2 separate regions of the Homo sapiens genome follow, and region 1 is linked to region 2. A link is an interaction called in ENCODE POLR2A ChIA-PET data of the cell type or tissue named here. Cell type or tissue: endothelial cell of umbilical vein. All regions are shown on one strand.

Region 1 (4,000 bases), 160 kb after region 2:
GACACCACTTCACACCCAAGACGCGGCTTCACGCCGGTAGGATGGCAATGATCAAGAACAGGAAAATAACACGAGTTGTGAGGCCTGAGAACTGCGACCCTTGTAGGTTGCTGAGCGGATGTAAAATGGGGCCGCTGCTGTGGAAAACAGTCTGGTGGTTTCTCAGTAAGTTACATATAGAATTGGCACAAGAGCCAGCAATTCCACGCCTGAGTATACACCCAAAAGAACTGGAAATTTAAATCTGTGTTCAAGCAAGTACTCTACACAGACGTTCATTCATAATAGCCAAAAGGCAGAAACAACCCAAATGTCCATTAACTGACAAATGGATAAGTGGATAAACAGAATATGGTGGCTCTATATGGTGGAATAGTATCCCTCGATTAAAAAAGAGTGAAGCAGGCCGGGGGCGGTAGCTCACACCTGTATCCCAGCACTTTGGGAGGCCAGGGTGGGCGGATCGCTTGATCACAGGAGTTCAAGACCAGCCTTGGCAACATGGCAAAACCCCGTCTCTACAAAACATACAAGAAAACGTAGCCAGGTATGGTGGTGTACGCCTGTAGTCCCAGTTACCTGTGAGGCTGAGGTGGGAGGATCACTTGAGCCCAAAAGGTTGAAGCTGTAGTGAGCCGTGATCAAGCCACTTCACTCCAGCCTGGGCGACCGAGTAAGACCCTGTCTCAAAAAAAAAAAAAAAAAAAAAAAAAAAAAAGCATGAAGTCGGCCAGGTGCAGTGGCTCACAGCTGTAGTCCCAGAACTTTGGGAGTCTGAGACAGGAGGAGCACCTGAGCCCTGGAGTTCAAGATCAGCCTGGTCAACACAGGGAGAGCTTGTCTCTACAGATAATTTTATAAATTAGCTGGGCATAGTGGTGCATGCCTGTGGTCCCAGCTACTCTGGAGGCCAAGGCAGAAGGATCACTTGAGCTTGGGGAGTGGAGTTCAGGCTAGGTGACAGAGTTGAGACCCTGTCTCAAAAAAAAGTGAGGCCAGCCACAGTGGCTCACACCCATAATCCCAGCACTTTGGGAGGCCAAGGCAGGTGGATCGCCTGAGGTCAGGAGTTTGAGACCAGCCTAGCCAACATGATGAAACCCCATCTCTACTAAAAATACAAACATTAGCCAGGTGTGGTGGCGGGCGCCTGTAGTCCCAGCTACTCAGGAGGCTGAGGCAGGAGAATCACTTGAACCCGGGAGGTGGAGGTTGCAGTGAGCAGAGATGGCACCACTGCACTCCAGCCTGGGCGACAGAGTGAGACTCCATCTCAAAAAAAAAAAAAAAAAAAAAAGTGAAGTACTGATACATGCTACAACGTGGATGGACCTCAAAAACACTATGCTCAGTGACAGAAGCCAGACACAAAGGCCCCATATTGTGCAGTTCCCTTGATATGAAATATCCAGAATGGATAAATCCATGGAGACACAAAGGAGACTGTAGACGAGTGGCTCCTGGAGGAGATTGGGAGCGACTGCCTAATGGGTATGGGGACCACCTCTTGGGCCATGACAATGTTCTAGAACCAAACGGATGATTGCACAGCATTGTGAATATACTGAATGTCGGTGCACTGTACGCTTTAAGATGGGTTTTAAAACAGCAAGTTTTATGTCATGTGTATTTCACCACCGAAACTAAATGAGGGAGGCATGTGGAATTCCTGGCTGTAGATCACAGAGCCTGAACCTGTGTCATTTAATTACGTGGTGTTTTTTTCCTGTTTTTCTTTTCTTTAGGAAAAAAACTAGGGTTTACCATAGACAATGGAAAACTCCATAATGTGTCCCTGGGGCAGGGACAAGAGGTGGTGGCTGAGAACGCCCTGGACGTGGCTGCAGAGAAAGGACACTGGGTCATTCTGCAGGTACGAGGGGGCCAGCACTGCAGGGTAAGGGCTCCCCGCACTGAGGTGGCCAATGGGGATGGGCCAGAAGGCCCGGAAGGAAGCAGGATGTGGAGTTTGCATTCAGAAATGTGGGTGGAAATCCTAACACCACTGAAGGAGGAGGCATCCCCAGTGTCGGCTCTGCTGGGGTCAGCTGGGTGGTGTGGCACGCCATGACTGCCCAGAGGAAAGCGTGGATTCTTCAACGGTGAGAGGGAAGCTGGGCTTTATACGAGAGTACCCCAAACAGAGATTATTTAAACAACAGATGGTTGGGCACGGTGGCTCACACCTGTAGGCCCAGCACTTTGGGAGGCCAAGGCAGGCGGATCACCTGAGGTCAGGAGTTCGAGACCAGCCTGACCAACATGGCGAAACCCTGTCTCTACTAAAAATACAAAAATTAGCCAAGTGTGCTGGCACATGCCTGTAACCTCAACTACTTGGGAGGCTGAGGCAGGAAAATCGCTTGAACCCGGGGAGGCAGAGGTTGCAGTGAGCCAAGAGTGCACCACTGCACTCCAGCCCGGGCGACAGAGTGAGACTCCATCTCAAAAAAATAAAAAAAAAAGATGACAAGTGCTGGGTTGACAAAAGCATCTCCTCCTCCTCCTCCCTCCTCCCTCCTCCTCCTCCTCCTCCTTCTCCTCACTTGGGGCAGGCAGCAAAGCCCAGAGCGCCCAGGAGATGCTCTCTGCACATTTGGTTCAACGCTAGCACGACCACCCCTCCTCAGCCCTGGAGCCCATCCAAGACCCCTTCTCACTACCGCTTGTCCTCGAGCGCCTCTGGGCCTGTCCCAGCTTCCACGGGTCTTACAGTGTGTGTCGACCTCAATCCACAGGGCTAAGCCTGGCCCCGGTGGGAAGCCCTCAGCTTCAAGAGGAGGGGTGGGGACCACAGAATCTCAGCCTTATGCCAGGGAGGACACAAAGGACTCACCGTAAGGCTGGAGGTTTGCAATTCATTGAACACAAAAATAGATTCTGGGGCCTCAGTTGCTTCGCCGAAGACATCCTGGCATGCCCAGCACCTGGTTAGGGTGGACAGGTGAGGGGTGGGGCAGTGCCAGCACCAGGCAAGTGTGGGGTGCTGGCAGAAGAGCCCTGCCCTCACCAGGGAACATAGCCACGTGCCAGTCTCTCCTCGTGGGCCAGGAGCTGGGCAAAGTGTGTAACCAGCCTCTAGTCTTGGCTGCAGAATATCCACCTGGTGGCCCGGTGGCTGGGAACACTGGACAAGAAGCTGGAGCACTACAGCACGGGCAGCCATGAGGACTACCGGGTGTTCATCAGCGCGGAGCCTGCCCCCAGCCCCGAGACCCACATCATCCCCCAGGGCATTCTGGAGAACGCCATCAAGATCACCAACGAGCCCCCCACGGGCATGCACGCCAACTTGCACAAGGCCCTGGACCTGTTCACCCAGGTAGGGCCACGCCTGCTCGGGCTGCCTCCCCATCCCATGCCACGGCCTGGCATCCATCCCTTGGGGCCCCGAGGACCACTGAGGACCGCTCTGAACTCTGGGGACACCTCCCCTCTGGGCTTCCCCTGTCCACACACCCCTCGCAGTCAAAATCAATGTATTTCTAAAAGACGGAAAAATGCAAATAATTTAAGGTGCTCTGGCACTATTTATTACTTAAAGCTGTAGATGCAGAAACACATAGTTTTTAATCAGTTCTATGAACCTGCAAATGAGGGCTGGTAGATGCTGTCCATTGTGTTTAAAGAGCATGGAACACGTCATGACTGGTCCTTGGAAATGGGGCCAAGCTCCGTGGGGTACTCCCTGGAGGCTGGTCAGCTTTCCTGGGAGTACAGAGCCCCACTGCTGGAGGCTATGGGCAACCAGGGTAGATGGGGTTGCTGTACTCGCTGAGGCTCTGGATCTGTGACCAGGTTTCCTTGCCTTCAGCCCCCCTCTGACCCACCATCAGCAGGAACAGCTGGCAAAACACAGCTAGCTAGGGAGCCCGGTCCTCCTCTGCTAACAGCTGTAGTGGCTGCTGGTTGCCTCCAGGACGGAGGGTGAGGGCCTGCCTGGCACCTGGGGCTCGAGGACCCTCCTTGGCTGGGATCCCACTTCTGCATCTGCCTGGGG
Region 2 (4,000 bases):
CTGTGGCAGGTGCCAGGATTCAAGAGGGAGCAAAGCCTTTGCCCTAATGAAGCTCATGGGTGTCTTCCTCGCCTGTAGACCCTGCGGCTCTGCAAATCCCCGGCTGCTCAACCTTGTCGGGGTGGATGAGAAGGGGTCCTGGGAGGGGCCTGGGAGCCAGCATTGCCCCCACTCAGATTTTGAAGTCCCTGGTGGGCAACATGCATATTGGGAGAGGGAGCTGAGCCAAATGCCTCGGGCCCTCAAGACAGGCTTAGATGTCTCCAAGGGGGAAAAGCTTCCTTCGTCCAGGCATTCCTTCTATCATGGAAACAACTGTCAGAACCAGCATGTGAGACACCTGCGTGGACAAAGAGCAGACGGAGCTGGATGACTTTGGGGAGCCCCATCCTCTCCCACCCTAGGCAGGCACATTCCTGCTCTTTTATAAACACACTTAGGGTTTCAGAAACAAGTTCCCCCAGCCCCCAGCCCAGGACCTCACAAGCAGTTGGTGATGTGTTGAAGAAACAGTGATGAATGAACGCACCCCATAAACAGTCCATCTTTAAAACCCCCAGGTGTCATCTGTCTTGCAAATCCAGAGATGTAGTTGCTATTAGATCAGCGTTGCTGCTGACAGCAGTCATTTCTATTTGCCTTGTAGGGGAGACTTTCAGCTGTTTGTAAGTTGGAGTTCATGGGCACTCTGTACTTTTCCTTACTAGGAATCAGAGAAAGGTGGGCCCCTGGGTGTCCTTCAGCACCAAGCCTGGTCATGACGCTGGAATCTCCCGACCTGGACCTTCGCAGGTTCTCGCTGTGATGCCATTTCAGTAAAGCTGTGTGTGACCTTGGGCAGGTTCCCAGCTATGTGGGTTTCTTCACAGGATTTCTCATTTTTGGGCATTAAAAGGACCAAAGGTCGGCCGGATGAAGTGGCTCACGCCTATAATCACAGAACTTTGGGAGGCTGAGGTGGGAGGATTGCTTGAGCTCAGGAGTTTGAGACCAGCCTAGGCAACACAATGAGACCTCGTCTCTACAAAAAAAATTTTAAACTATTAGCTGGGCATGGTGGTGCATGCCTGCAGTCCCAGCTACTCAGGTGGCTAAGGTAGGAGGATCACTTAAGCCCAGCAGGTCACAGATGCAGTGAGCCGTGATCATGCCACTGCACTCCAGCCTGGGTGACAGAGTGAGACCCTGTCTCAAAAATAATAATAATAATAATAATAATAATAATGATTTTAAAAAGGTCCAAAGGTCTAAATCATAACTTCAGTCTCTCACCCGCTAAAGAGCTTCTCCCTCATCCTCATTCTCATCCCCATCTCTCCTCCCCGACCCCCACCTCCACCCCCACCTTCACTCTCAGCTCAGGCCTGGCTGTGTAATGTAATCATTGATAGGAATGAATGTAAACCTACTGTCTTGCTATTTGTTTTCAACTTGTTCCATCCATCTCTCATTCGCTTCCCCTGTTTCTCTGCTTTCTTTCAGACTAGGTTATTTTTATTTATTTTTTGAGACAGAGTTTCACTCTTGTTGCCTAGGCTGGAGTGCAATGGTGCAATCTTGGCTCACCGCAACCTCCACCTCCCTGGTTCAAGCAATTCTCCTGCCTCACCCTCCCAAGTAGCTGGGATTACAGGCATGTGCCACCGTGCCCGGTTAATTTTTGTATTTTTAGTAGAGGCGGGGTTTCTCCATGTTGGTCAGGCTGGTCTCAAACTCCTGACCTCAGGTGATTCGCCTGCCTCAGCCTCCCAAAGTGCTGGGATTACAGGTGTGAGGCACCACGCCTGGCCCAGACTATGTATTTTATGATTTCATTTCATCTCCATGATTGTCTCCAGGGCTGTACTTTTGTGTTTCTTGGCAGTCATTCTAAAATTCACAGTAGATTCGCTTTTTGGCTTGAATAGCTGGCAGAGGAGGAAAGTGACTGTAAGAAATTAAATGTGTCAATTACAATGTCTGTAATTCACTCGAAAACACCCCACCATCATTAGTGTGATGTCATGTATGTGAGAAGGTTGAAGCTTTAACTTGACGAATTAGTCATTGACTTACTTGCACTCTCATAGGCACAGGCCAGGTGGTCAGCCGGCGTTTTATCAGAAAGAGCCACCCTCTCGAGGTGGTGACTACAAGTCCTGCTATTGGCATCCCCATTTGCAACCGGCACTTTGCCAAAAGGGTGTCAAAAATAGCTTCTTTTCTATTGTTGAGATTAGAGACTGGCTAATGACCACCAGGGTATGTGAGTCCGCTGTGGTTTGGAGACCTTCCCTGCCCCTGCGCAGACAGGGTGGAAGAGTCCCCCCGGCCTGCACCCTTCACCCCTTAGGGGTGGCTGCAGCAGGAGTCCTAGGAGGTCCTTTGTCCAGCCAGGGGTACTGGGGGATTCCCACAGCATGACGCTGACCAGAGGCAGTGAGATTGCAGTATAATCCCAGCACTTTGGGAGGCCGAGGTGGGTGGATCACCTGAGGTCAGGAGTTCAAGACCAGCCTGATCAACATGGTGAAACCCCGTCTCTACAAAAAATTAACTGGGCGTGGTGGTGGGCATCTGTAATCCCAGCTACTTGGGAGGCTGAGGCAGGAGAATCGCTTGAACCCGGGAGGTGGAAGTTGCAATGAGCTGAGATTGTGCCATTGCACTCCAGCCTGGGTGAAAAAGTGAGACTTCGTCTCAAAAAAAAAAAAAAAAAAAAAAAAGGAGATCCTGCTGGGTGCCCATGTGCACTTTCAGGGCACCTATGGGACAAACTTTAGATGTCGGTCATGCTTGCAGGACATATGAATGTTTGGTGCCTGCTCTGCTGATTACTGTTTGTATAATAAATGCCATTTTGTGTGGTAGACTCTGCTCCGAGCCTTGCTTTATGATCATCTGGCTGTGAGATTGGAGGTGGGGGGGGCTAGCTCTCCCCTCTGGGATATTTTGGTAGCTGCTGCCATGAACAAAAAGAGCTTTCTAGTTGTGCACCATATGGTCTTATCACAGCTTGCTGAATCCCAATAAGACCCCACGGATAGAGTTACATCATTCGCTCTGTTGATTACATCATGGTATTCACTGTTCATTTTCAGCTACCAATAATGCAATGATTTTTCCCCTGAAATGTGACTAGGAAATTTCCATTTCTCTTCACGTCAGTCAGGTTTTCTTGTAAACAAATGGTACTAGCCCTTGAGGATTTCTAAAGAAGTAACAACATGATTGAAAGTATACAAATATGAGAGTTTCTAATAAGTGAAAGAGTTAGATCATATTCGGCAACAAAAACAGTATAACCATAGAGATACTTCCCAACATCTATTTTCAAAACAGTGTGATCTGTAGGAAGAATTTGCTTCAAAAGTAGTTATTTTCTCATTCATTGTTAAGACATTATCTTGGCATTACAGAAGTGGAGTGTGTGTGTGTGTGTGTGTGTGTGTGTGTGTGTGTGTGTGTTTAAATATCTGCTGGGTAGCAATTTATTGACTAAAAGCTGCAAACATTTGTTAAGAGAAAATTTCAAAGACCTAAATATACGGAGAGATACGCCATGCTCACGGATCAGAAGACTCAATATTGTAAAGATGTCAGTTCTCCCCAAGTTGATCTACAGATTTATTGCAGTCCCGACAAATATGCCAGTAGATAATTTTTTAAAAATAGGAATTCACAATCTGATTCTAAGATTGCTATGGAAATGTGAAGGACCTAGGCTAACCAAAACGCCTTTGAAAAGAAGAACACGGCCAAGGCGCGGTGGCTCATGCCTGTAATCCCAGCACTTTGGGAGGCCGAGGCGGGCGGATCACGAGGTCAGGAGATCGAGTCCATCCTGGCTAATACGGTGAAACCCCGTCTCCACTAAAAATACAAAAAAAAAAAAAATTAGCCGGGCGTGGTGGCGGGCGCCTGTAGTCCCAGCTACTCGGGAGGCTGAGGCAGGAGAATGGCATGAACCCGGGAGGTGGAGCTTGCAGTGAGCTGAGATCGCGCCGCTGCACTCCAGCCT

What was found. ChIA-PET counts read pairs that join two places held together with the same protein. Peaks named below come from ENCODE experiments on the same cell type or tissue, not always from the same donor. Only the 100,000 strongest peaks of a DNase experiment are listed, where the experiment ranks them.
Region 1: POLR2A ChIA-PET joins it to region 2 with 9 read pairs; 3 of 35 experiments call an interaction of 5 or more read pairs at or near these places.

Annotation. Positions count from the first base shown.
Region 1 is chr17:78,436,963-78,440,962 of GRCh38, reverse strand. DNAH17 (dynein axonemal heavy chain 17) reads left to right here. Exons shown (of 81, transcript NM_173628.4): 73 at 1,746-1,873; 74 at 3,095-3,322. Among named protein-coding and RNA genes, the nearest start is that of DNAH17-AS1, 46 kb to the left of the region's middle. RefSeq lists an enhancer at 3,205-3,833. In endothelial cell of umbilical vein, no CTCF peak of the experiment used is centred here; no DNase peak of the experiment used is centred here.
Region 2 is chr17:78,598,577-78,602,576 of GRCh38, reverse strand. No RefSeq gene overlaps it. Among named protein-coding and RNA genes, the nearest start is that of DNAH17, 23 kb to the right of the region's middle. In endothelial cell of umbilical vein, no CTCF peak of the experiment used is centred here; a DNase peak (open chromatin) is centred at 2,046.